2 separate regions of the Homo sapiens genome follow, and region 1 is linked to region 2. Evidence: read pairs that join two places in POLR2A ChIA-PET (ENCODE). Cell type or tissue: OCI-LY7. All regions are shown on one strand. Each heading gives the region's core, and the rest is flanking DNA. Links, peaks and the distances in the headings are about the cores only. Region 1 overlaps EMSY-DT (EMSY divergent transcript). Region 2 overlaps DGAT2 (diacylglycerol O-acyltransferase 2).

Evidence for each region. ChIA-PET counts read pairs that join two places held together with the same protein. Peaks named below come from ENCODE experiments on the same cell type or tissue, not always from the same donor. Only the 100,000 strongest peaks of a DNase experiment are listed, where the experiment ranks them.
Region 1: POLR2A ChIA-PET joins it to region 2 with 5 read pairs; 2 of 35 experiments call an interaction of 5 or more read pairs at or near these places.

The regions. Positions count from the first base shown.
Region 1 is chr11:76,422,671-76,438,781 of GRCh38, reverse strand. EMSY-DT (EMSY divergent transcript) reads left to right here. Exons shown (of 2, transcript NR_186348.1): 2 at 2,956-4,857. Among named protein-coding and RNA genes, the nearest start is that of EMSY-DT, 14 kb to the left of the region's middle. RefSeq lists an enhancer at 13,913-14,002. In OCI-LY7, for the core only: no CTCF peak of the experiment used is centred there; no DNase peak of the experiment used is centred there.
Region 2 is chr11:75,768,917-75,782,183 of GRCh38, reverse strand. It overlaps DGAT2 (diacylglycerol O-acyltransferase 2), which reads right to left. Exons shown (of 8, transcript NM_032564.5): 1 at 13,072-13,267. The coding sequence starts at 13,192. Among named protein-coding and RNA genes, the nearest start is that of DGAT2, 6.8 kb to the right of the region's middle. RefSeq lists enhancers at 206-772, 8,329-8,558, 8,699-8,848 and silencers at 5,036-5,324, 13,087-13,267. In OCI-LY7, for the core only: a CTCF peak has its summit at 6,941; DNase peaks (open chromatin) are centred at 6,893, 8,413, 9,753 and 12,683; H3K4me3 peaks cover 1,872 bases; H3K27ac peaks cover 2,115 bases.

The DNA.
Region 1 (16,111 bases), core at 4,379-12,378, 660 kb before region 2:
AGGGGAAAAAGATCAATCTGAAAACAAACTATATAGAACAGCATACCAGCTTCATACTAACATGATAAAAGCAGAGGCTTTGGGTAACCAAAAAGTATGCTTTTTAAGCATGAGAATAATTCTAAAGGCTAGCTATATCTTTTCTTTCTTCTAAAAATAATTTCAGTTAAAGAATTTACATATAAAGTTCATTTATCATCACCCACTGTGGGTGAAGCTCTGTCAGGCTCCGGAGAAACAAATTACTAAACATGATCAACTGCCCTTCACATACTCATAATCTAGTGGGGGAGACAGACACATACACAGATAATTGCCATACAATATGGTGTTCATGGTATTAGCAAGTGTGTTTTTTTTTTGTTGTTTTTTTTTTAATTTTTTTTAGTTTCACTCTTGTCACCCAGGCTGGAGTGCAACTGGCGTGATCCCGGCTCACTACAACCTCTGCCTCCTGGGTTCAAGCGATTCTCCTTCCTCAGCCTCCCGAGTAGCTAGGATTACAGGTGTGTGCCACCACGCCTAGCAAATTTTTGTATTTTTAGTAGAGATGGGGTTTCACAATGTTGGCCAGGCTGGTCTTCCAACTCCTGACCTCAGGTGATCCAGCCGCCTCTGCCCCGCAAAGTGCTGAGCTTACAGGCGTGAGCCACCGCACCTAGCTGGTATTAGCAAGTTGTAAGAAAAGAGTTCCTGTAATCCCAGCACTTTGGGAGGCCGAGGCGGGCGGATCACGAGGTCAGGAGATGGAGACAATCCTGGCTAACACGGTGACACCCCGTCTCTACTAAAAATACAAAAAATTAGCCGGGTGTGGTGGCGGGTGCCTGTAGTCCCAGCTACTCGGGAGGCTGAGGCAGGAGAATGGCCTGAACCTGGGAGGCAGAGGTTGCAGTGAATGGAGATCTTGCCACTGCACTCCAGCCTGGGCGACAGAGTGAGACTCCGTCTCAAAAAAAAAAAAAAGAAAAGAAAAGAAAAGAGTTAAGGAGCCATTAATACTTCCTAGGAGCTAGTAAGGAAAAGTCACCAAGAAGACAGCATGCAAGTAGGGCCTTAAAAGATAGAAGTTCAACAGAAAAAGGAGGAAAGGCTATTAAAATCCGAGAAAGAAATAGCAATGGCCAACTCACAGGCATAAACATAAGAATTTTGGGAAATGCATACATTTCAGTTTAGCTAGGTGGGGGTTTGGGGGTGGCCTCATTACCACTGGTTGGAGGTAAAAGTCCCAACTCTCCACTTGGCCTTGTCTGACACCATCCCACCTGAGAAGGGAAGGGCACCTCTTTGCCACCAGGTACAGGTGAAATTCCATGTTTTACATGTGGTGGGCTGACAAGTGTGAGGGGCAAGTATTAGGAGAGGGCCTTGTTACTGTCCATTGAGGATGAAAGTCTAAGCTTCCCCCTGTGTATTCTCTGACATGAACCCAGAAATGGAGAAAGGAAGTTGAGTGGTCTCATTAGAACCTGGCCTTTGCTGGTGGGGGTGGGGGTTGGGTTGTAGTTTTTTTCCCGTGGTACTTATCTGGAGTAGAGACATTATCATCTAAAAATGTTCTGTCTTGCAAAGCTGCTGCTTTCCTAGTCCTTTGACTAGACAGAGCAGGCTTTTCCTAGGGCTTTAAAAAAAAAATGCTGTGCCCATTGGCATTTCTGGGTTGCCAGCTTCTCCAGTACCCAATCTGGGATATATAAAAGAAAACCCAGGGAACTCATTTCTGTGTATTCCTTGGGTTCCAGATCCTTAGGTGGTCTGCCTTCTTGTCACCTTTCAGATTCTTCTTACATTTGTTTTATGTATAATGTTTTACATATAGTGTCCAGGGTTTTTAGCTGCACCTAACTGAAGGAATAGGGAAAAGTAAATATACTCTTTCTATAAGTGGTAGTCTGAGGTCAATTGATTTGTTACAAAGCTGCCAAGGCAATGCTCTGTGAAAGCCACCATTAAAAGAATGCAACAGTGGGCAACAAACTGGGAGAAAAATACTTGTAGAACACTTATCAGACATAAGACTTGTATCTAAGTAAGAAAACAACCCCATTTTAAAATAGGCAAAAGACGCTTCACCGAAGAGGATATACAGATGGGAATAAGCACAAGAAAACATACTGAACATGATTAGCCATAAGAGAAATGCAAAGTAAAATGACAGTGTCACAGCTGGGTGCAGAGACTGTCTCCAGATGCTGAGACAGGAGACATCTCCAGATGCTGGGCTCACTTGAGCCCAGGGTTTCGAGGCTGTAGTGTGCCGTGCTTGCGTCTGTGAATAGCCACTGCACTCCACCCTGGGCAATATGGTGAGACCCCGTCTCTTAAATCAAATAAAATCATGATACAATACCACTACCCACCTAATAGAATGGCTGAAATAAAATACATTGACAACACCAGCTCCTGGTGAGGATGCAGAGCAACTGGAACTCTCATACATGACTGATAGGAATGCAAAATAGTATGGCCACTCTAGAAAGCAGTTTGGCATTTTCTTGTAAACTTTCAAACAGTTACTATATGACTCAGCAATAACATTCGTACACATTTTGCCTAGAGAAATGAAAAATTTCACATGAAAACATGCATGAGTGTTTAGAACAGTTTTGTTCTTATTCACCAAAAACTGGAAATAACCAAATGTCTTTCAGTGAGTGAATAAGTAAACTGTGGTACATTTATACAATGGAATACTACTGAGCAATAAAAAAGAGGTAAGATACACACAAGAAGTTGGGTGAATCTCAAAGGCATTATTCTGAGTAAAAGAAGCCAATATCCAAAGGTTACATACTATATGATTCCATTTGTATGACATTCTCCAAAAGGTACAAATATCACAACAGCATACAGATCAATGGCTGCCAAGGGTTTGGAGTTGGGGGAGGGTGATGGAACTGCTTTGTATTTTGATTGTAGTGGTAGTTACAAAAACTTTGTTAAAATTTATAGAACTGCCGGGCACAGTGGCTCACTCCTGTAATCACAACACTTTGAGATGCCGAGTCGGGAGGATCATGAGGTGAGGAGTTTGAGACCAGCCTGGCCAACGTAGCGAAACCCCGCCTCTACTAAAAATACAAAAAAACAGCCAGGCGTGGTGGCGGGCACCTGTGATCCCAGCAACTCAGGAGGCTGAGGCAGGAGAATAGCATGAACCCGCGAGGCGGAGCTTGCAGTGAGCCGAGATCACGCCACTGCACTCCAGCCTGGGCGACAGAGTGAGACTCCGTCTCAAAAAAAAAAAAAAAAAAATCTATACCATGAAAAGTATGTGATGCTGTATGTAATATTTTAGAATTTATTTACTGTTTTTATTTATATTGCTAAGAGTCATCCATATTGTCGCATGTTGCTATGGTTCATTTATTTTAACTGTTGTTTCTCCATTGTGTGAATTTATCCATTTTTTCACCCATTCTCCCATTGATGAACATTTTATTGTTTTTGTTCATGTGAACAGTTTGCTCTGAATATTCTTGTTCATGCCGCCTATTGAAATTATGAATTTCTCTAAGTCATTTGAACCCAAGACTTAGAGAAATTGTTGGGTCAACTTTTGTCCTAAAGTTAAATATTCATGTGTTCAACTTTAGGAGAAAATGCCAGGCCATTTTCAAATGTTAGACATAATATTTGATACTGTGAGAATGAGAATAAGAGTGTAAAAGTGGAAGCATGGAGATCAATCTTTGGGATGCTCCCACTGCACTCTGCTCTTTGTCCAAGAGACTTGGCCAAATTCCCTCTTTTTTAGAAGCCTCACCTCCTCCCACACCAGGCACAATCAGTTTTCCTCCTGTAGGTTCCCAAGGCACCTGTTTCATGCCATACTTTAGGTAATTATCAGACTGTATTGAGATAATAATTCCTTCTAGCAGGTAGGAAGCTTCTAGAAGGCATAGGCCAAGATTCTTTGTATTCTCCATGCCCAGGACCTAGATGAGCACAATAAATATTTCAGTAAATGAACGTTCTTCCTCAAATCTATACCCCCACTTTCCCAGTATCAGATAATGAATGAAATTTATTCTTTCTTTAATAATATAGAATATAATTGCTTGTTTCCATGGTAGTTGCCAATGCCAAAGCTCCTTGAAGGAAGGAACTACACCCCTTTTTTATTATATCCAGCCTTTAATATAGTGCTTGGCAAATTGTAGATTCTTGAAAAGCGTATTGAATATGTTTAATAAATTGAAACTTGCAGCATTTTAAGAGTGTTTATTCACAGCCTGGGCAACATAGTGAGACTCCATCTCTATAAAAACATTTTTTAAAAATTAGCCAGGTGTGGTGGCATGTATCCATAGTCCTAGCTACTTGGGACTGAGGCAGGAGGATTGCTTCAGCTAAGGAATTTGAGGTTACAGTGAGCCATGATCATGCCACTGCACTCCAGCCTAGGTGAAAAAGTGAAAACCTGTCTCAAAGAAAAAAAAAAGTGTTTATTCTGAATGTCAGTTACCATGGTCCAATGCTGGAGATAAAATGTAGAAGATTTAGCTACTTATAAATATGCCATGATGACCGTAGAACATATCCATGCATGTGGCTTAAAAAACAAAAATAAAACAATTCTTGGATATCAAAGGGTGAGATTTCATTTATATTATATAAAGTTCAAAAGCAGTTGAAAATAATCTATAGTGATAGAGGTCTGAATAGTAAATACCTTTAGGGAGCGACCTATAGAACACGTGGGAGCCTACTAGGATGCTATCAATCTTCTATATTTTGATCTGAGTAGGGGCTATATGTATAGATATTGCATATGTGAAAGTTTATTAGGCTGTACGTAAATGATTTATGTGCTTTATATAGATTGTATCTCAATAAAAGTAAAAAGCACTATAATGGTGGATTCGTGGCATTATACATTTGTCATAACCCATAGAATGGACAACACCAAGAGTGAACCCTGGTGTAAATGATGGGCTTTCAGTGACTGATGCTATGTCAGTGTAAGTTTATTGATTGTAGCAAGCACACCGCTTTGGTGCAGGATGTTGATAGTGAGGGAGGTTGTGCATGTATGGGGATGGGATATACACAATATCCCCAATTTTGCTATGAACTTAAAATTTCTCTAAAAAATCAAGTTGATTAATTTTTTAAAAAGTGAAAATTAAAACAGGGCAGGCATGGTGGCTCATGTCTGTAATCCCAGCAGTTTGGGAGGCTGAGGCAGGAGGATCACCTGAGCCCAGGAATCCGAGACCAGCTTGGGCAACATGACAAAACCCTGTCTCTACTATATATATATATATATATATATATAAAATTATCCAAGTTTGATGGCATGCACCCATGGTCCCAGATACTTAGGAAGCTGAAGCAGAAGGATCACTTGAGCCCAGGAGGTGGAGGCTGAAATGAGACATCCTTGTTTATGCCACTGCACTCCAGCCTCAAAAAAAAAAAGAGAGAGAAAAGAAAACAAAAAGCCCACCTATACCAATTAGGCTTTGTTTTTCTTTTGGTGACAAACATGAACAAATGAATGAAATGGCTTAAACAATGGATTAGTTGGACATGGTGATGCGCACCTCTAGTCCTAGATACTCAGGAGGCTACAGCAGGAGGATGGCTTGAGCCCAGGAATTTGAGCTTACAGTGAGCTATGTTGTGTTTGGATGACAGAGTGAGACCCTGTCTCTTAAAAAAAAAAAAAAAAAAAGAATGTTTGTTGTTCACTAACTGAAAAGTTGTGGGGTAGTTTTGGCTTCAGGCATTACTGATCTAGGGATTCAAACAGAGCCAGTCTTAGTATCTCCTCATCTCTGAGCTCTGCTATCTGTGTTCGCTTCATACTCAGGTTCCATCTGTTGGTTCCCAGCAGCCCCAGGTTTACATCATCCACCCTGCTTACAGCCTCAGCAGAAAAGAGCACCTGCCATCTCATGAACAGTCTTACCAAAATCTCCTTGCTCTGTTGCTATGGGCTCTATCTGGGTCACATGCCCATCCCTGAACTGTAGACAGGAGCATGTAATGCCCTGATTTGCCAGGTGTGAACCACATGTTACTCTGGGGAGAGAGGAAGCGATGTGGGTAAAGTCAGTTATTCCCGAAAAACATGGAGTGAGTGCGAAGGCGGGCTTGGTTTCCCTTAGGAAAATTGGGGTACTGCTGTCAGAGGAAGGTGAAAGAATTCTGCAGAGTAAAATCACGGTCGCTCACTGAAATACACCATGGAAATGTGTAATAAGAGTCACTCAAACGTTCATACCCTTCTATGGGGCTCAAAATACACTACCCCAAAATATGGCATCTTGGCATATTGAATATTTAAGCTAAAGGAGTTTGAGAAAATGACTGATGCAGGAAGATCTCTCTGACCTCCTCCCACCCTTCTCCCCGAAGCAGGTCTTAGGAACCTCTTAGCACTTGTGAGAGGTGCTATCCCTAACATCCTTTTCTCCAAGATAGAGGGGCACCAAGAAGAATCTGAGCAAACAGGCCTTGCTAAGTTTCCCCCAGCTTATTAACCTTAGCTTATACCCACTTTGTCCTATCATATTTTTCCACAACTTTCCACTCTTCATCAAACCTCGCATGTAAGTGCTTAGGTTTAGCAATTTATTTGGGTCTTTATTTCCTTATGATGGTTCCTATATCATGTAAAATTTACATTAAATAGATTTGAATGCTTTTCTTTTGTTAATCTGTCTTTTGTTACCAGGACTTCAGAACTTAGAAGGGTAGAAGGAAAAGATGTTTTTCCTCTGCTGTACCTTTGATATAGGATTCCTATTTGTGGGAATAATCCAAAAGATGGAAAGAATTATATTTACAGGGATTTGAATTTCAATGCTATCAAAAACTTGAAGACAACCTAATTATCTTGCAATAGAAGAGTATTTACCTATCCCAAGCATCTACTCACTATGGAGTCATTTTAAATGAACGTTACAAATAATTGACATCAAGAAAAATGCTTATAATAAGTGGAAAAGCATATGCATGTGAATATAAAAACAAAATGGAAGAGGCCGGGTGCAGTGGCTCACACCTGTAATCCCAACACTTTGGGAGGCCGAGGCGGGTGATCACGAGGTCAGGAGTTTGAGACCAGCCTGACCAACGTGGTGAAACCCTGTCTCTACTAAAAATACAAAAATTAGGTGGGCGTGCTGGCATGTGCCTGTAATCCCAGCTACTCAGGAGACTGAGGCAGAAGAATCACTTGAACTGGGGAGGCAGAGGTTACAGTGAGCCGAGATCATGCCACTGCACTCCAGCCTTGGCAACAGAGTGAGACTCTGTCTCAAAAAAAAAAAAAAAAAAAAAAAGGAAGAAAACATGTCCAAACATTAACATATTAGGGTAGTGGAGCTATGGATGATTCTTTTTTCTTTTCTCTATTTCCAACTTTCCTTTTAGGTATTTATATTATCATTATAATGTCAAAATATATTTTGTAAAACTCTATCTTATTAAGAATATTTCATTCTCCTAAATATGGAGTAGAGCCAAAATAAAGAAACTGTGACATCAGTCAACTAATGATTCTGGCTAAGGATATAGAACTTCAGAGCTAGAAAAAACCTCAGAGATATTCCACTTTAACTGCCCCATCTTATATAAGAGAAGTCTGAGACCCAGAAAGGTGAAGCAATTTGTTCTAAGTCATACAGGAACCAGGAAGCAGGTCTCCTGATTTTCAGGCTAATATTTTCTTCCACTGATTGAGGCAGTCAATTAAGTTTTAGAATTTTGTGAGATTGCTTTCCTGAAAACGCATCCTGAGGTTCAAGTTGATATCCATTCTTTCATTACTAATTCAGATTAAACCAGCTATTATTGCTTTTGTTAGGAAAGTGATGTTTTACAAATAATATTTAAAACTAATATCATGGCCATTTAGGTCCTTCTCCTTCACATCCTTGCACATCTTTCTTTATAAGCAATTTACTGAATAAATGCAGAGGAAGTCCAGATCTGGCTAAATTAAGTGAACCAATGTAAAGTCTCTTCACTTTTCAGCTTCCTCATTTATTCAAAGAATGAGCACCAGGCCCCATTCCATGCCAGGCCCTGGAGATATGAAGATGAATAAGGAACAAACTTTAGGCCAGGCAAGGTGGCTCACACCTGTAATCCCAACACTTTGGCTGACTGAGACAGGAGGATTCCTTGAGCTCAAGAGTTCCAAGACCAGCCTGGGCAACATAGTGAGACCCTGTCTCTACAAAAAAATCAAAAATCGAGGCTGGGCGCAGTGGCTCACGCCTGTAATCCCAGCACTTTGGGAGGCCAAGGCGGGTGGATCACCTGAGGTCAGGAGTTTGAGACCAGCCTGGCCAACATGGTGAAACCCCATCGAATAATAAAAAAAATTAGCTGGGCATGGGGCCATGTGCCTTAGTCCCAGCTGCTCGGGAGGCTGAGGCAGGAGAATCACTGGAACCTGGGAAGTGGAGGTTGCAATGAGCTGAGATCATGCCACTGCACTCCAGCCTGGGCAACAAAGCGAGACTCCATCTCAAAAAATATATATATGTATCAAAAATTATCTGGGCATGGTGGTACACACATGCAGTCCTAGCTACTCAAGAGGCTGAGGCAGGTGGATCACTTGAGCCTGGAAGGTCAAGGGTGCAGTGAGCTGTGATTGTACCACTGCACTCCAGCCTGGGTGCCAGAGCAAGACCCTGTCTCTAAAAAAGACTAAAAAGGTACAACCTTTATTCTTCTGGAGCTCGTAGTTGAGTGGGGAAGATGGGATGGGAAGATAGACATGCAGATAGCTGTATACATTATAGAAGAAGGTAATAACACAGGATGTTCCTAAAGGTACTGTGCTATGAGAGTAGGGGAAAAAAAAAAGAAGGATTCTTTCCATCACAGAAGGCTTCATAGCAGAGGTGGCATTTGGGCTAGACCTCATAAAGTGAACAGCATTTCACCAGGCAGAGTAGTGAGGAGAGAGTATCAAAGATAGCAAGGCAGAGAAACTAGGAAAAGCAAAGGCAGGCATGAAGACATAAAAAAAAGTACTCATAGAATGGCAACCTTGAAAAGCAAGATGAGGGATGTTAGACTCTTAGTGGTCCTCAACTGGGAGTACTTGTCAGAATAACTTGCAGAGCTCTATTAAATTTTGGAAGATTGTGACGTACATCCTTGAATAAAAACCTTAGATGGCTACTGAGATCTTGTCTATGCCCTAAAACTTTTTGGATCTATGTTTACCATAGTACCACCAGACTTAGTAACACAAGTTATTACCATTTAATCCATACTGGAACCCAAGTGGCAAAAACACTGCCTGTACTCTGGATGGTGAATTGACACTGATGAATGGCTTGATCATTAGAAAACCAAAGGGGATTGCAAATGAAAATAGAAATAAAGACATAGTCTCACACACTGAGTTTTCCCCAGTTCATTTTTGGGAAAAAAAAAAGCCCCTTTTTTAAATGTTCACCCAAGTGCTAAGATGCCTCAGGTGAGGAGCTGATGATAATCAGTAATTATCCAAGGTGAAATTCAAGATACTTTATAAAGATGGAAATAATAACCCTGTCAGAAATGGAAATCAGCTATCATGGGGTAGGGGGCTATAAATCCAAGCATAATATCCAACTTGTCTTCACCTCAGAGAGTTTCCAGCTGTTGATGGTGTTCTGCTGTGATTTGCCAGAGATGAAGTGCATTTTTAAAACTCTGCTCCAGCCAGCTAAATGGAAAGGCTTGGAGCCATACTCTCTTTCAAGAAGTGTTGAGCACTTGTGAAGTCTGCAGAGAAATGGTAGAAGGTGTCCACTTTCTTGTCAGTTCCAATTAAGATCTTTTCTTTGCAACCCCAGAGTTGAGCAGTATTTTCTAAGTGAGCTAATGGAAGATCACGTCAGGTCTTTGTCAAATTGAAAGGACACTTGTTGAGATGCTATGGGCTTTAAACTTACCGCTGCAAGGCCAGTAGTTCAAATACAAGCCTTGCTGAAGGCAGAGGTAATAAAGGAACACACGCTTATGGAGAGCCCAGGGAGTATATGTGTCAAGAAATAATTATGGGAAGGAAATGGTCCAAATAATGCTTGAATGAGTATTTGCATGCACACACACACATACATTCTGTGCTGAAACATACAAGGCAATCAGTAGTAATGGCAGTTATCTCACCAGATCATAATTAGATTGGAGACTCCTTGGGAGCAAGGACTGAGGCTTTTTGAGCTCTGAATCCCCTAGCAGTGTTGAACTGATGATTGGCCTGCTGAATTTGAGAAGACAGTGGTATGGGCATGTGGCAATGTCTTCCTGCAGTCCCACTAGATTGCCTACAGTGCCTCAAACAGGCCTTGCACCTTCACACCCTGCCCTGTGGCTGTACCCCTCTGATTACTCCTCTGCCTAGAATGCCATCCCTTCTTGCACCTCTGTGCCTTTCAAAATCTGTCAAAATCCTTTTTGCTCTTCATAATCCATCTCACTGTCTTTTGAAAATAATTCTCCAAGCACAAGGGGGAGCAGAGAATGTTCTTGGAAGTCAGAGAAATCTAGATTTGAATCCCAATTCTACCTCTTTGAAGCTCTTAAACAAATTACCTCTTTGTGCCTCAGTTTCTTCCAGGTGGGTTATGGGGAAAATTTATTTATTTATTTATTTATTTATTTATTTATTTATTTAAGAGATGGGGTTCTGCTGTATTGCCCCGGCTGGTCTCAAGTGCCTGAGCTCAAGCAATCCGCCCACCTCGGCCTCCCAAAGGGCTGGGATTACAGATGTGAGTCACTGCACCTGGCCGGTTTTAGGGAAGATTTAATGTGATAAAATATGTAAACTACCTAGCTCAGTGACTGGCACAGGATAGATTATCAATGCATGATTGTTAGGCTTATTCATCTTCCTCTGTGAAATCTCAGTGCTTAATAACTGTTAATTTCCTCTGCCTATACATCCTTTAACATCCCTCTTAGGTTCCTTCACCTACTCCACCACCCCCTTATCAGCTATTGCCCTCTTCTCTGTTCCATAATGCCTTGTTTATGCCTCTTTTCTAGCACTATATGCTGACTTGTGCTGTAACTCATTGTGTTACCCTCCCCCATAAGCTGAAAACACCTCAAGGCACTATCTCCAACAACTAGCAGAGGGACTAGTTTAGGAGAGACATTCCGTAAATGGTTTTCTAACTGAAATGTAACATCTAATCCAGCTTTCCAGAAGATAAAGTGAGCATGCAACATGTCTTCTCCCAGCAAGTGCTGAATGGTCTAAGTAGCAAAGAGAAAATTTCCCTGCAATTAAGTGTTTCAGAGTTGATTGCTGTCCATTCAGCCCAAGTAAGCAGAGCCTCAATTTCCAGATGTTTTTGTTTCTCCCACTTCCAGCCTAGCCAGGCCAGAGAAGCATTCCCATAAGTGTAACCCAATATGTGCTTTTTGATGATCTGATTAGAGTGTGAAATATTTTCTTTGGAGTAAATGCACAAGAGTGAGGTTTTTCTCTGTTTTTGCAAGGGACAGAAGGTGAGGGAGTGAGAAAAATCGAAGCCAGAGGAAAATCTATCATACCCCAAGAGATGAAGAGCACATAAAGCCAACACAACAGATATTGTCCTGGGTCAAATCTTCAAAGCCTGGGCCATAAATGACTATACACTCTTGAACTGACCATAGGAAAAGAAACAGAAGCAAAAGCAAAACAAAAGTTTCCTAGAAGCCGTTCTTTGCAATGATATCTGTACCATTAAAGAACCTAAAGCAACCTAAACATCAATCCAACTGAACAAACATTTTCTGAACTACTAAATGCAGGGTACTGGAGTTATGGATATGTTGGTGAAGCTGGACTTCTAACCTTAGTCCATTGGTCTATCTATTTGATTACCTTCTTTCTTGTTTTCTTTCTTTTTCTTTCTTCCTTTCCTTTCCTTTTCTCTCTTTCTTTCCTTTTTCTCTCCTTTCTTTCTTTCTTTCCTTTCTTTCCTTCTTTCTTCCTTCCTTCCCTCCTTCCTCCCCTTCCTTCCCTTCCCTTCCCTTCTCTTCCCTTCCCTTCCCTTCCCTTCCCCTCTCTCCCTCCCTCCCTCCCTCCCTTCCTTCCTTCCTTCCTTCTTTCCTTTTCTTTCTTTCTTTCTTGACAGGGTCTTGCTCTGTCACCCAGTCTAGAGTGCAGTGGTACCATCTCAGCTCACTGCAACCTTCACCTCCTAGGCCAAGCAATCCTCCCACCTTAGCCTCCCCAGTAACAGGATTACAGGTGCACACCACCACGCCTGGCTAATTTTTGTATTTTTTGTAGAGGCAGGATTTCATCATGTTGCCCAGGCTGGTCTCGAACTTCTGTACTCAAGCGATCCGCCCACCTCGACCTCCCAAAGTGTTGGGATTATAGGTGTGGGCCACCACATCCAGGCTTCAATTACTTGTGAACTCAGTGTTCACCTAAGAAAACAGAACTACAATGAATTAATGCATAAGGAATTTATTATAGGAATTCAAACTAATAGAGTTGTGGGTGCAGCTGGGGAAGTGCCACTAGGAACTTGGAGGGAGGCAGGGATCGATGGAGTCACTGAAGAAGTCAATCCTAGCAGCCAAGCACACTCAAGAGGTTGTAAAGGGGCTGCAGAGGAGGAGCTGATGGAGACGTCTGCAGAAGGCTGTGGGTCCACTGCAACTGTCTGGTGCTAGGTTTGGAGCTACTGTTAGTCAACAGGGTCAGCAGTCAGGAAGAGCTGGATACGGAGTGGAGGAGAGTGAACCTGCTGGTGCCTCCTCGCCTATTGCTGTAACAAACCCCCATGATCTTCAGAGAGCGATGGCTGCCAATTCACTTCTGCCTCCAGATCTCAAGCAACTATCACTCTTTTTTTTTTTTTTTTTTAGACGGAGTCTTGCTCTGTTGCCCAGGCTGGAGTGCAATGGCGTGATCTTGGCTCACTGCAACCTCCGCCTCCCGGGTTCAAGCAATTCTTCCGCCTCAGCCTCCCAAGTAGCTGGGATTATAGGCACGTGTCATCACATCTGGCTAATTTTTGTATTTTTACTAGAGACAGGGTTTCACCATGTTGGCCAGGCTGGTCTTGAACTCCTGACCTTGTGATCCCGCCCACCTCGGCCTCCTAAAGTGCTGGGATTACAGGCATGAGCCACCACGCCTGGCTGCAACTGTCACTCTTAACCGACTTTAACCAAGAACCATACAGTTGCAGTTTAACCAAGCTGACACACATAAATTTTCTCCATAACCATAAAGTGATTTCTGTCTTCTCCCAGTTTCCTACAGTGGAAAAAAAATTGGACTTAGAAGTCTAACAGTGCTGGGCTCTAATTCTGGGTCTGCACCTCTGTAGCTGTCTGACCTCAGGGAAATGACCATTTCTGTGCCTTAATGAATCTGGAGCCCTTCCTCTGTGCTATCATAGTCCCCATGTGCTGCTTTCTGTTGTGTATATATTTCATTTTATTCTCATTATCTATTTATGTGTCTATTTCCTCCATTAGACCTTAAGCTCAAGCACATGGGTCATATCTGATTCCTCTCTATATTTATGATGCCTAACAATGTCTGGCACAGAGTAGATGCCCAGTAGATGTTTGCTGAGAAAATTAGTCCTTGAAACAGAGAAGCTCATCAGACTATCAAGCTGGTAGTAGAACCCAGTACTAACATATTAAGGCAGTGAGACCCATCTCTGTGTCTGTCACACTCTCGGCACCCTGCAAAATCAGGCCCCAGACACCCTCACCTCATCCACAGCTCATATCTTAAACCATTCACCACATTTCACTTTCGAACCTGTTTTAATTATCCTGATTCCTGAATCCTGAGCTTGACCTCTGTTTATGACCTGCTATCACCTCTTAGACCATCAAATGTTCAGGCTTCTGGCTATCTTATTTGAATTTTCATTTTTCCCATCTGATTAAATACTTTCTCTTTCTTGGCATATTTCTTACCCCATACCCTAGGTTCTCAGGTCAGAGACTATGAAAGTCCCTGCCCTCGGGGAGTACTCAAACTGGTGAACAACAGACAAGGCGACCAGCAATTCCAGGATGGTGTGGTAAGAGATCTGGTTGAAATAAGTTTAGGGTACTATGGAAGTATAGAAAGAATGAAGAGCACCTAAACTTAGAAAGAGAAGGGTAATTGTCAAAAGGAAGTGTGGATTGATCTGAGTAATGAGAAACTGCATAGGGGATTCCCAGGCAGAGAAAGGGAGAATATGCATTGTAGACAGAGACCAGCAATGCAGAGGTATGAAGACAGGAGAGATCAGGGTGTGGCACCGCAGGTGGGTTGGTGTGGTGAGAAGAGTGTGAACGTGCCGTTGAGAAGTGGGGGGAAATGAACAAATGTCAGGTGGTGGATGGCTTGAGTTCCAAGCTAATGAACTTAGACCTGACACTGTAGGACAGAGGTGGTAAATTATCAGGATTTGGCCCAGAGATGTGCTTTGTTTGCCCCACATAATTTTTTTACATTTGCTTTGCCAGTGTTTTAAAACCGGGAGGTTTTACATAAAATTCTGGATTTCCAGCTTCTGTGGAAAAATCAGGTGATCTGGCCACACTAGGCTGTCATTCATTGCTTGTCCTTCTTAAGTGCCGTATGTGTTTTGTAACTCGCTAGTCTCCACCGCACCTCTTTGTCCTCATACCCCTGCACTCTTGTTTTTCTTTAGGGGGAGAAACATTTCTCACTACCAGTATCTCTGTGAAAAGTAAAGAGTTGAAGGTTAGAGCCAGGCATTTCAGAAAATGGGGAACAGCATGTTTCTTTGTGGAAATAAAGAAACAAAGTATATCCATTAAAACACTGCAACTTTCTCTTAAACCAGTTCTCTTCACTTGTTTATGTTACCTACAGGATTTACTATATAAAGAATAATAACTTCACCGGGCCACCTTACTTTCATAAAACTTGTGATGCTCACAGACCGTCAAGCAGGAATGTGCTGGGTGTTCTAGTCTTAAAGAAGGTGTAAGAGACATGTACGTCTCTGGCCAGAGATTGTCAAAGAGAGGCAAACACTGATTCTCAGAGCCTCAAATAAGTGATGAATCAAGTAGAAAGAAATTGGGAGGGCACAAAAAAGAGCTTGTTGGGGGCCACAGGCAGCTAATGCAGCCAGTGACAGCAGAGAGGAAATGCAGCATAACCTCCAACTCCAGGATCTAGGGCCTAAAGGCCAGAGCCACTCCCTGTAATGATGCAGAACTGGCCCAGCTTCTCAGTAAGAGGGTTGCTGGGTCCTTCAGTCTCGCCCCTGCTTCCCCTTGCCCCACCCTCACATCCTGGGACTGCACCGCACTTCCACTAATCTGAACCCTCCTGCCCTCTCAGAGTCTCGAACTGCTGCTTCTGAGCTCCATGTAGCTGGTGAAAGGAGGCTGCCTTGGGCTCTGTGGGGGCCTCCTGTCTTCATTGATGATTCTCTGCAGCTCAGCTCCTCTCCCCATGTAACTGATCCCAGTCCTCTGGTTCTGTCAGTGCCTCTGCTGTGTACATTATGACATGTGTGAGCTCCCAGCTAGGTGGGAACCCTGAGTGAGGTGTGAGCTTCCTCCCAAGCCACTGAAGTTGGCTTTCTGCAGTAAGCCAGACACTTGGGCGCTGCTGGTCTTAGAAACAGTGCTTTCACTACATGGTCAGGGAGAAGGGATTCCCTAAGTCTTCAAATTGATCTCTCTGCTCCTCCATCTTTTCCCACCTCAATTCTGCTTGTACCCGTGGAATTACTATACATTAGAACATAATGCTAAATATGTCATGCTTCTGATCAAAAGTCTTGGGCAGCTCCTCATTTCCTACCAAATTCAAACCAAATTATCTGCCCTGGCATGTTGGACCTGTCCCAGGCTGACCCCAAAATGCTATTTTCTAGGCTTATCTCCCACTATAAATAACAAATGCTGCCAGGCATGGTGGCTCATGCCTGTAATCCCAGTATTTTGGGAGGTCGAGGCGGGTGGACCACCTGAGGTCAGGAGTTCAAGACCAGCCTGGTCAACATGGTGAAACCCCACCTCTACTAAAAATACAAAAATCAGCTGGGTGTGGTGGCGCGGGCCTGTAATCCCAGCTACTCGGGAGGCTGAGGCAGGAGAATCACTTGAACCCAAGAGGCGGAAGTTGCAGTGAGCCGAG
Region 2 (13,267 bases), core at 5,014-13,013:
GGGAACACCACCTTCTATTTGGCAGGAAAAAAAGGCAAAGCATGCCTTCTCGTGGCTGACTTGCTTCCCGTTGCAGACAGGCCCCTGAAGCCAGTGGTTTGAGGGGTGCGTAGGGAAGAGGCATGCTGGGAGTCAACTTATCTAGCTCCCTACCTTGACGCCAGGGCCAGCCCCCATGCAGCTTGGAGGAGGAGTATAGAAATTTCACTGATGACATATCCCCAACTGAAACAACTGAGAAGACCTAAAAATTCTTCATCGTGCCTAATCCAAATCTCTCTGCTAAGCTTATTAGGTGTCTTAAAATTAGGTAAAGTCATAGCGCAGGAAACGCACGCCATCTTGTTCAACCCTCACCCCGTTATACAGACTGGAAATTGAGGGCCTGCGGGAGTCTCCCAAGTCCCGCAGCAAGGTGGGTCTGCAGGCTCAGGCTTTTCCCACACTGCTGGTTCGGTTCTCACCCTGCCTTATCCAGCCCCAACTACCGCCCACAGCTCGCTCTGCCAACAAGTGGGAAATGCAGTCTACCAAGTGAACCCTCACTTCCCATCTGCCTGGGCAACTGTACCGGGACTGCTGCAAGGTGGTGAGCTCTAAGTCCCAAATACCAAATGGCAAGTGCTTCCGTGGGCGTTAGAGTTGGGAGGCTCCTGGAGAGGGAAGCTGGGAGGACTGCACCTCTGCTTTCTCAGGCCCAGGCCCTCTCAGGCAATCCCAACCTGGCTGACCATGGAGGCCGTGGCCTGGGAGCTGGCCTGGCCATGGATGCTGAACCCCGGGCCAGTGGGAGCCCCCAGTCCACCTCAGAAATATTCTAGGCAGAGGCCCTTCCCTGCTTTGCTTACCTGATGATTCCCTGATAATGAGATAAAGCAATACATCCTTCAAAACCCAGAGATGGTGATAAGGCAGCAGTCTTCCAGGAAGCCTTTGGAAAGAGAAGGCCTTTCCTTCTCTGGGATGATAAACACTAAGGTCTATGCAGGCCTGGAATTGCCAGGGGCTATCTTGCCACCCACAGAAATAACCTATTTGAAGATAAAGTCAGACCCGCACAATGGAGAAACAAAAGAGCATCCTCCTCAGGGTTCCCACAGCCTCTGGCCTTGTTCTAACTGCTGATTACAAGCTGATTCTCCATCACACTGGAAGCTGCCCGAAGGCCAGGCCTGGGTCTGATCCATATCTGGATCCCCAGTGCCCTGTCAGGCCAGCCCCAAGGAGGTGCTCTGGCCACTCTTCAGGCCCCCGGAGTTCCCTCCATGCAGGGCTGAGTGAAAGGTATGATGCACAAGAGGCCCATAAAGCTTTGGGAGACCCTCCATGCCCTTGCACAGGCACTTGGACTCCTGTGAGTTTGGCACCAACACCCTATTTTGATGGTGATACCGGGTCAAGGTCACTCAGCCAGATGCTGGCAAAGCTGAACCCAATTCAGGCCCAACCTTCAGGCCTGCATCTGCTCCGATGTTGCATGTCCCCAAGTTCCTTCTCTCTGCTCCCCACAACAAAGCAGGGGGCAGTGGTGGGGAGCTGGAAGGGGAAGGGGAGAAATGAATGATCTGTTTTCCTTCAGAGGGGTGGGTCAGGAGCAGGCATCTTCTACAGCAGGTAGAGTGGCAGCAGGACTTGGGTTTCTAGACCCAGCTCTGCCACCAACTCCCATGCTAAGTCTCCTCACCTCTCTGGGCTTCAGTTTCCCCATCTATGAAATGGGGGTAAGGAGGGTGAAGTCTGTGATCTCTGGCACCCACCCTCCTGAGGACTCCTGTCAGGGTATTTGGGACCTAGAGCTTACCATCTTGCAGTAGTTCTGGTACCGTTGCTCAGGCAGATGGGAAGTGAGGGTTCAGTTGGGCACCCCCAAAACACTGCCAGTCCTTGCCACCTGGCTGTCAGTACTTCCTCTGCCCCAGCTGTGGCTGGGAGGAGTCCAGCAGAAGCTGGTGGGGATGCCGATGCTGCAATCAGATGCCACCACATGCCACCACCTTCACACCCAGTCTGACTGTTCCTGACTCCTGGGTGGGGCCACCAGGGAGCCTCAGCATCCAGCCAAGTCCCTGCTCCTATCTGCCCCCTCACCACATCTGCACTCTCTCTGCACACTCCCACAGCACCAATGTCACTTTACTTGGCCATCCCACTGCCAGTGACGCATGGGTGCCAGGACTTGGTACCTGATTCATCTGTGGTAAGAGGGGCTCATAGAGGTTTACTGCATAGCTGAGCAAATCCATAAGCAAATCCAGAGCAGCCTCAGAGGCAGCTATAGGCCTGGATGCCCAAGTTAGACTGGGCTGCCTGGCAGGAGGCAAAACCAGCCCCATCACTGAGGACTGACCCCAGAGATGGGGGATGAGCCTCTTTTGCCCTCCCTAGGTACAAGTTTCTCCACCTATAAAGGGAACACAACCCTGCTACCTACAGATGTCTCTGTTTTATGGGGGCAGATGAGACAGGCTGTAGGGGAAGATTCCCAACAGAAGACTCAAATGGCTGCTCCCAGGCAGCACTTGCTTTACACACAGCTCATTTGCTCCTACCTTTGGGGAAGGCAGAGGGAGTAGAGCTGCCAGAGAGGCCCAGAGCAGCTCTTTTACCACCCGGAAAGCAATCCCCTTCTCCTGCGCCTATGTGGGGCTTCACCGTCCCACAGCACTCTCTGGGAAGGTAGGCAAGGGGAGAACTGGCAATCCTGTTTCACAGAGAAGGAAACTGAGGTGAGGTGAAGCCCAAAGAGGCAAAATCACTTGCTTGAGGTCAGGGTGTGGGAGCCAGGACTTAAAGAAGGTATTCAGGCTCCCAGTCCCTCATCATCTCTACAATGCTACGCTGTTGAGCGCTGGCCCCACCAAACACGCCAGCCCACACCTGGACTTCAGGAACATATCCTGGCAAAGGAGAGCTCCCTCCTCTGCCCATATCATGCTCAAAGTCTCATGTGGATGTTCTAGTGAGACTGGATTCCACCCCCGCAACCCATGTGCTTTCAAGCAGTTCTCAGACCCAGGGCCCAGCCCAGGGCTGGGGTGTTGAAGGGTGTCTGTGAGCACCTCTTTGCCCAATATCTGATATCAAAGTGACCAGGAAGGCCACACCTCGGGGCTGATGAAACCCAAGTTTTCAGGGCTTCCTCTCACATGCCTGAGGGCAGCAGTGTCTGAGCCCCAACCCCCTAAATCTGAGAAAGAGGGCCCTGGGCCAGCTCTGCCCTTGCCTGGCTCTGTGACCTCGGGCAAGTCACCTAACTCTAGCTTTGGTTTTCTTATCTATAGGATGAGGGTGATAATCCTCACCTCACAGGATTTTGGGGAACATTAAATTTTTTTTTTTTTTTTTTTTTTGAGACGGAGTCCCGATCTGTCGCCCAGGCTGGAGTGCAGTGGTGCGATCTCGACTCGCTGCAACCTCCGCCTCCAGGGTTCACTCCATTCTCCTGCCTCAGCCTCCCGAGTAGCTGGGACTACAGGCACCCGCCACAACGCCCGGCTAATTATTTGTATTTTTGGTAGAGATGGGGTTTCACCATGTTAGCCAGGATGGTCTCGATCTCCTGATCTCGTGATCCGCCCGCCTAGGCCTCCCAAAGTGCTGCGATTACAGGCATGAGCCACCACGCCCAGCCAGGAACATTAAATTTTAAAACGTTTAAGGCACATGTGGCATTTGTTAGGTGATTAAGTGGTGGCTACTGGCATTGCTCCTCCCATCTCCAGAGTGGGAAGGAGTATATGTAGTGAGCAAGCAGAGTTTTTCCAGAGGCTCATGGCCACAGGTCTGTGTTACAAGAAGAGGTCGCAGAGTGATGGTAGCGCAGAGGAGGCTCCAAGGAGGCCATGAGGCTTCGCCAGGGCCCTGAAGACAAGATCTAGGGGTCAAACAGGAGGAAAGTGCGCACTGTGGTTGGGGGAAACTGCTGGAACAAAGCCTTGCAGGGAGTTCTAATGAGGCAGACCCAAATACTCAAGAACCCAGAAAGGGGGGTGAGTGACTGCCTGAAATAGAAGCTGAGAATAAAGAAGTTGGAATGAGTAGTCAAAGGTGGCTTCCTGGGTGAGGTGGGTGGGGACAGAGCTAAGACCCAAGGCATAGAGCACATACAAGGTACTAAGCGCTAATACTAGCCCTGGGGAAACAGCAGTGAGCACAGCAGATGATGTCCTGCCTCAGAGGCAGCTATAGGCCTGGATGCCCAAGTCAGACTGGCTAAAGTTAAGTTAGGATGCTTAACTTCTGCTGAGGGAGAGATAAAACACCTACGTATTAATGTATGATGTAACATCAGGCAGCGACGAGAGCTATGAAGAAAAATAATTTGGGGCAATGAGATAGAGAGAGGGGCAGGAGGATCCCTGGCCTATGGAGAGGAGGCCCTGAGCGTACATGGCGAAGCACTGGTAGACAGAGACTGTGGGCAGCTCACGCCTCTCGAAAGCCCACACCGCGTCCTCCACCCACCTCACCTCCATACTGGCATCTGGCAGGGGACATGCCAACCTGGAGTCAGTGCCGAAAACAGGGGCCGAGAGTCAGGAGAACCTGGCCTCTAACTCGTAGGAAGTGGCCTGGATGAGTCACTTCCTATACAAGCTTCAGCTTCCTCATCTATACAGTGGGGCTAATACCTACCTCACCAGATTGTTGTGGGAATTAAATGAGATAATGTATAGCCAAGAGCTTCATAAAAAGTAAAGATCTCTATGAATGCTGATTAATTACCAAGTAAGCCTCGGTGTCCTCTCCTGTTTGATGGGTAAAATAATGCCTGCCCTGCCTAGGAACAGAGGCGTAGGCGACAGGCTAACTTAGGATTCAAACCCTGGCTCTGATTCTTACCTGCAATGAGACCTTGCAAATCACTCCCTGTCCCTGGGACTCAGTGTCCTCCTTAGCTTTAATCCAGGATTGTCATAAGGAATCTAAATAACTTAGGGAAAAGGGCCAGAATGTCTGGCATCAATGTGAGAGAGCCAGAAAGATGCCAGCTAAGAGAGGTGTGAACAGCCTCTTGGGCTCCTTGAGGCAGGGGTGGGGGTGGGGGTCACCCTGCCCACATCCCCAACCCCAAGGATGCCACACCTGGGCCCATCTGGACCTAATGTCTGCCCTGGGTCTAGGTGAGTGAGAAAGTCACCCCCAAGTTACCCCCAAAGAGCTGAGGACAAGTTGCACGGAGACAGAGAGAGCAAACAGTTTTTTAAGAGGTGCACAGTAACAGGTTGTATATTATGAGGAGAGGTAGCAGAGTGAGGGTCAGTACATATTGACCCCTAGCAGGCTCTTCCAGCCCCAGGGAGGTCTAGGAAGTCAGGCCAAGTGCCAAAGAGATGCCACTTCATCAAGGCTGGAGGTGAGCTCTCTTCCAGGCTCCTCCAGGCAGACACCTTTCAGCGGGAGTCCACACACATGATGATGAGAGGCCGGTCATGGCAAAGCTGCCATCTCTGGAGGGTCATGCCCACTGCTATTAGAATCCCAGGCCAGGGCTGGGCTCCCGTAAGCCTCACACAGGAAGCTGTCTCCACTTGGTGCCTCACCATGTGCTCAGCCAGAGACTCGTTCCCTCCAGGAAGGAGGGACTTCACTGCAGTGCCTCCAGGTAGAGTTCTATTGCTTCTAAGTCTAGTTTGGTCAGTCTTTTAGCACATGCATACCAGGCATCCACCAGGCACTGAGCACTGGCCTGCTAGAGACCAACCTGTTGACTCTTTCTCTGGAAAGTCTTCCTTCTCCTCCACCTGGGTTGGATTGACCGCATCCCTGCCTGTCCCATCTCACCCCTGTACTCAGCCCTTTCTCATTATGGGAAAAGGTATGTGTGTGCATTTGCAGGGACCATGTCTCATTCATCTGGGCCCTGGTGCTCAGCACAGGGTCAGGCGCAGAGAAGGTGCTCGATCGATGTTTGCTGAATGACTGAATGCTTGAGAGGACTGTGATGAATAAACAGGGCCTAGACAAAGATAGAAAAAAGTCCACCCACAGCTGACTGACCTGTGCCATGATGGAGGGTCAAGCAGAGCTTTCTGGGGAATCAGGAGGGAAAGGTCTTCTCCAGCTGGAGGGTGGTTAATGTCGGGGCAATGGTGGAAGGCCCCAGAGGAAGGGAGAGAGAAGGGTGGAACCCAAACACTAACATTCATACCAGTGCTTTCTAAGTACCCTTTACACCCCAGGCTCCACACCAGGAGGGGAGCTTCTAGACTCTGCTTCTCCTCTGCTTCTTGGGCATCTGCTAGAGGCTGAGTTCTGCTCCTGGGCTGCCCACCCAAGATATGGCTGGGAGACAAAGCTGCGAACAATTATACATAAAGGATCAGTCAGGACTAGGAATCCAGGGGAGGCCCCAACCCCCACAGGAGGGTGTTCTTAGGGATGCCTTCCAGGAGGAAGGTACAGGGGCAGGATCCCAGAAGGCATTGCAAAGGCCCGAAACAGAGAGAAGACAAGTTTGAGGAATTAACTGCAAGCAGTTTAGTCAGACTGCAGCACAGAGACTGTGAGTCTAGTTGGAAAAGTAGAGAAACAGGGAGGCATGAAGGACTGGGATGCTAGGTCTAGGAGTCCTGGCCTCTACCCTGAAGGCAGAGAAGACAGCCAGTCAGAGCTCACTCCCTCCACTGGTGCCTAAGAGCCCTAGGGCAGCTAGCTAGCTATAGAACTGGTCCCAAAACGCCAGTGAGTTCTTTTCTGAAAAGATTAACAATTCGCTTTAACGGTTCTGTTTTGCAAATGAGGTATCCTTAAAGCAGGGCCCACTGGGACATCTGGCCCAAAGGGGAAGCCAAACTACTGGAGAGCCAGCACACAGCTATGCTAGGTGTGCCAGGTGGGAAGTGGGCCATCAGGACCCTGCAGGCACTGTCAGTCCTCAGGGCCTGCTGCAGGGAGCCAGGCATCCTGAGCATCTGTAGACCTGCAGGGGCGCTAAGCCTCTTCCTCCCCTCTCTAGGTTTCCCCATTAGCACTAAATTAGGAAGCTGGGGTGGATTTGTTGAAATCTGAGTGCTGCTAACTTGGGCCACCTGTGCTCTGCTAGAATCCACAAATGAATTTTTATCCACAGAAGATCTCCCGAAAGGGAATATAAGCCCATCCTCGGGCTACTCCATACACCTGGGTTTTTGTGTATTCCGTTTTCATCAAGTAGAACTTTCACAAAGTTCCAAGAGGTAAGGCCAAGGAAGTGAGACTCTTAGAATGCCATGTTCCTGATACCGAACATGGATCTACATCCAGGACCCTGGACATGATTGCTGAGGACCCCAGGGGCCCACTTCCCCCACCCCACCCACTGTGACCAAGCACATTCAAAAAGTAGCTACTGCAGTGGAAGGGGCTGCCATGGCAACACTACTAGCTTGCGAGTAGGTCACCAAGGAATCTCCAAAATACGTCCCCATCACAATATATGGGCAAGCATGGGGAGACAGGTTCTTCTGGGGCACTTACCTTGGCCCCAAGTGGATGAGTGCACCATTTTCACAAGGAGAAGCTGAGGACAAGAATGAGGAGGTGGCTGACCTCAAGAGTCCCACAGCAGTTAGGGACAAGAATGGAATCGCATTTCTCCAGCAGGGATGTAAGGAAGCCAAGGGGGTCATCTCAACCAGTCCTCCTCACTGTGCAGATGAGAAGGCTGAGGCCCTAAGAGGCAGTGTTATACCCAAGGTCACATGGGAAGCAGAGGCAGGGCTTAGAATGGCTAATTCTGCTCTAATAAGAAAAGGAGTTTGTGTTTCCCATTTCTATTGATTTACCCAAAAGGTTCACAGGGTGTAGCCTGTCTGCATCTGCACCATAATCTGCACAGGTTCTTATGACACTTTTGCTCATTTCATAGATGAGGAGACTGAGGGTAAGGAAGGGTAGTGGCTTGCTGAGGCTGCGGAGCAGTTCGGTGGCCAAGCAGGAGCTGGACAGAGCCCAGGCCTGACTCCTACCCCTGGGCCCTGCCCATGAGGCCCTCAAATCAGCCAGCAGCTCCATACCAGGAGGCCCTCAAAGTGCTGGAGGCCAATAAACTAACTGCACCAGGCTCCTTTCCCATGAGCTCTCAAGTCTTCCTCCTGCTGCAGACACAGGTGAGCCACCACAGGCCTGGATCCAGCATCCTCTCTGTCTCTCTTGTCTCTGGCTCTCAGTACACCAAGACCTCAGCCTCAGTTGGTCACTCAGAGGCCCTGCAGTCAGTCTGCCTCTCCCATCCAAATCTCATGCCTCTATTTATGCTATTTCCTGTACCTGAATGTTCTTGCCTGTCTTGCTGATGTCTATTCATCTTTCCAGATCCGGACTGAATGTCACCTCTTCCAGGAAGACTTCCCTGACCTCAGGGTGATCAAGCTCCCCGGTCTCACCTCTTGGCAGTCTTTCCTGTCATTGCTCAGATCACTCTGCACAGTCATCTTGTGTACATCCCCCTGGTCTCACTTCCTCAAACGCAGGGACTGCAGCTGACACACAGAAGGTGCTCAATCAATAAAATGAAGGGTCCACACCCCAAGTCCCTTCCTCAGTGAAGCCTTCCTGGATGCCCTAGAGCAGGGTCTGCCACTCTCTACAGTGTTGGGGGCCTGCTGAATGTGTAACACAGGACAAATGACAAGGACTAACATGAATGTCACAAGTTCACAAACACTCACACTCAGGTTAACTCAAACCCTCCATCCTTGAGAATCTGAGAATTCTGACCCTATTTTCCAGATAGAAGGAGTGAGATCCCCAGAGAGGAAGTGAAGCCCCCAGCCACATCCCAGAAAAATGTCAGGCCTGGAACCCCAGCTCTCGGGCTTCTAATAAGCCCTGGGAAGCAGTAAGGGTGACCATTGAGACTGGCTCTGCCCACTTGCCACTCAGCCTTGGAGCCAGCTCCTTGCCAGACTGTGGGTACCTCCAGGGCAGGGAACAGCTACAACCCCAGCACCCAGTCCCTAGCACAGGTGGTTACAGGGACAGAGGAGGCCCAAGGAAGGCTCGAGGAATCACACTGAAGCTAAAAGCAGGGCTTCCTCCAAGAGGAATGGGGCAGTCCCACTAATGATTCCTTCGTTTAACAGATACTTACTAAGTACCTATTACCAGTGCCAGGCACTGTGCTAGATGTCACAGCACTGAGAAAGACAGACAAGGTTCCTGTTTCCAAGGGACTCATATTCTTTTTCTGTTTGTTCTTTTTGTTTTGTTTTGAGATGGAGTCTCGCTCTGTTACCCACGCTGGAGTGCAGTAGCACAACCTTGGCTCACTGTAACCTCCTCCTCCTGGGTTCAAGCGACTATCCTGCCTCAGCCTCCCAAGTAGCTGGGATTACAGGCACACACCACCACACCTGGCTAAATTTTTTTATTTTTAGTAGAGACAGGGGTTTTACCATGTCAGCCAGGCTGGTCTCGAACTCCTGACCTCAAGTGATCCTCCCACTTTGGCCTCCCAAAGTGCTGGGATTACAGGCGAAAGCCATGGCACGCGGCCGGCAAAGGGACTGATATTCTTACTGGGGAGACAATTGCTTAAACAGATAAGCACGCATGAAAATTTAGGTAGTGATAAAGGCTATAAAAATAAAAGAAGATGTGGTGATTGGAAGTGGCTCTCTAGATTGGAAGTGGCTCTCTAGATAGGGTGGCCAGGGAAGACCTCTGAGAGGAGATTGACTGTTGTAAAGCCAGCCATGCGAAGACCTGGGCAGACAGGCAGCATATGCAAAGGCGCTGAGGTAAGACTGAATTGGGAGTAATGCTGCAGGAACAGGAAGACCACCATGCGTCTGCAGCATGGTGGGTGACATACTAGGAGAGGAAGTCGTGATGGCAGTGGAGGCTGTTCACCTGGGGCTTACTTCATAGGCCAGGAGGAAGAGTTTGGAAAGTCTGAAGTGTGACTGAGTGTGGGTAGGGGGCAACTGGCATTCACCTGGCAGCCAAAGCTCTGGGGGATCTTAGTGCTCTAATCCACTAGGGCAGGCTTGGGGAGCTTCCTCAAAAAGTTTGAGAAGGGATGAGCTGCCACCCGCACCATGGAGACAACCTTCACTCATTCAGCAAACCACTGAGCACCTACAATGCACAGAGCCCTGCACTCAGCCCTTCACGGCCTTGCAACCCTTCTCTTGGCTTAAGGAGTCAGGCCACAGACTGGGAGATGGATCTGAGTTCTAGCCTGGCTTTGATAACCCTGGGAAAGTCCCTTCTTTCTGGAGACTCCAGTGATCCCATCTGTAACATGAGGGTTGGGCCCGATCCAGCACTAATTTTTACAACTCAAGTACTTGCTGTTGAATTTGAGGGCAGGAGGGTGGAGGTGGGGCAGGATTTCAACACTGACCATTGAGTCACTGAGCCTGTTAATACAACATTACTCTTGGCCCTCCTTTCTCAGCCTAGATGAGCCCTTGGTGACGCAGCCCCAAAGTGGCCTCTATTCAGCTGGGGAAGTGATGTAGGTGAGGGGGGAAGCCACACGGAATTGGAGAGGGAAGCATGAGAGTAATGTTCTCATTCTGACTTAGGACTAGGTTAGGTGACTGTCAACCCTCAGTTCCCAGTTACCCCCAACAATCTAGCCACTTAGTTTCAAGCAGATCCACAGTGATGTGGAACTCCATCCTCACCCACCCCAGCCTGTTGCAGTCCTCAACAGCTGTCAGAAAGGACTCCTCTGCTACATCAAAACTTGCACCCATCATCCCACTCCTATTCCTGGCCTCACTCTTTGGAGCCGCACACAACAAATCAGCTCAAAATTTTACTGGGACCACCAACATCTCATGCTAGGTCCTGTGCTGAACCCTGAGGACACAGGCAGGTGTCAGAGGGCTCTTCTGAACGAAGAGCCCCCAATCCAAAGGCAAGGATAAAGAATAGGATATATATCCCTCCTGTCCTGATGAACTCTGCAAACTCCACGTCTGGCACAGGACAGCCCTCCAAGGATTAGGAAATATCAACACAGACTCCCGCTTCCCCCAGCATGCACCCACCTACCCATACTCCCACAGCTGGCCTTTTTTTTTGGCCAAGAAACCAGATGCCAAGGTATCTATTTCAATCTCTCACCCGTCACAGGACTTCCCTTCACAGAATCCATGGTCTCTACTTGAATACTGTCACTGACGGGCTGTTCACCAGCTCACAACAGTGGGACCTTACCCACAGAGGCAAACTAGGCCACTGGGGAGTATCTTCAAGGACCAAGGATCTAGAAGGCAGGTCTAATGGAGATGCCCAGATAACAAAATGTGCTTCAGTGCCCTCCCCTACTCCACCCAATCTTTCACCAAAGTAGATCCCAGAAAGCTGAACTGACTGGTTTGCATTTCATACCAGCCCTTCCTACATTCCATGATGTAAATCCTTGCACCCAGTTTAAAAAAAAAAAAGTTTTCAAGATCTGATAACAACATGGGGAAATGTTCCTGACATGATATTAAGTGGCTTGGTTAAAACCATTCGCTAGAGTACAAGTTCTCCTAAGGAACAAACTCTAAGTCAAAAACATGACAGCCAGGGTCACTGCCTCCTGGAAGACACAGCTCCCAGCCTGTGGATGGCAGAGCCGACGGAATGGGGTCTCCAGGAAGCACTACCACAGAGAACATCCCTATCCCACTGCCCAGTGCAAAAACATTTTTAACAGCATGAACAAGGGCAAGTCCATTCATCCATTGATGTCCCTAAGGACATCAAAGGACACAGGGAACAGAAAAGGACTCAAGTGAGAGAAGGGGCTGTCAGAGGCTACTGGCTGGATACATGGGGCAGCTCAAGCTGCTCGCCCCCGAGACAGGGCAGCAGCTGGGTTCCTCTTCAAGGGCTACGAGCAGCACCCACACCAAGAGGGGCAGATAACCACAGCGATAATCACACAAGAAGCAATGCCAATGCCTAGGTCACAGTTAAAGTGTGGTACAGCTGCAGGGTGGGTTATTGCAACCACTAGGACATTGTAAGTGATTCTGATTAACAGAAGGGAAACCTCGATGTTACATTAAGGGGGAGAAAACAAGATTCATAACTATATCTACAGCATGTCCTCAATTGTATCTATGCAATGTGTATAAAGAAAATGATCAAGAGATATACTAAAATGCTAATAGGAAGGTATCTTTGGATAGTCGATTTACCAGAAATTTTTTTCATTTGTCTATATTTTCAAAAATTCCATAATTAGCAAGCTTTATTTTTGTAACAAAGGTGGGCGGTGTAGGCGACCGTTAGTTACTAAAGAAAAATCCATGTCAGAGAGGCTCAGCAAACAGAATACAGACTTAGAAAGAGGGAGAGGGGCTTCATGCAAGACACACACGCAGACCAGGACAGCTGTGATGACTTCCCAGGGTCTACCGGATTTGTACTTGAATCCAGGGGTCAAGGCATCAGCTAAGGAAAACTTAGGCATGCTTCCTCCCACTTCAGTTTCTCCAGCTCTAGGTAAGGGAGGTGGGGGTTGGAAGAGTTGCTATTCCTCGCTTGGGAAAAGCTGCGGGGGGTGCGGGGCGGGGGTTGATTTCAACTCTGCGCGATTCACTGAGGACCTCAGTTCTACCTTGGAGGACATGCAGGGTCCTCTCCGCTGCCTTCTAAGCATGCCAGGCTCAAGAGTTGCTGCTATGTGGGCTCCAGAGCCTGGGCGAGAGGATGGATGTGGGACAGAGGACAGGGCAGACACACCTGTTCCAGTCGGGCATGTTCCCCGTCTGGTGGCTGTCTCAGGAGACGGCAAAACCCATACCATCCTGCCCATCCAGTCTATCACTGCCAAAGCTCGCTCTACCTGGTGAAGGGAGAGGGGAGGGAAGTGCCAGGGGTCACCAGCCGCAGTGGGGGCTGGGGAGGAGTTCTCGAATATCCCTAATAACTAAGAATGGTGGGTGGTACCGCTCCCACCTCACGGATGAGGGAAACAAGCTGGGGGGCGGGTGGAAAGCGATGTAACAGAGGTCGTAAAAATTGATGAGTGCCACAGTGGAGAATGAACGTGGACTCATCAGTACCCACCAGCCTGCCACAGGGCCCTTTCCAGAAAATCTTCTCGCAGGTCCATAACCCCTGCGCCGTGGCACTCACCCCATCTCCCAGACCCCTCGCGCGACAGCGCAGGTCCTCCGTGAGAGCGCTGGCTCCGGTCAGCCTCGGCCTGACGCTCGCCGCGCAGGACCCCGGAGTAGGCGGCTATGAGGGTCTTCATGGCTGAAGCCCGCCCAGTCACGGCCCCGCGGGAAGCCGCTTCACCCCGCGCCCCTGGCCCATGCCCCGGCCCCCG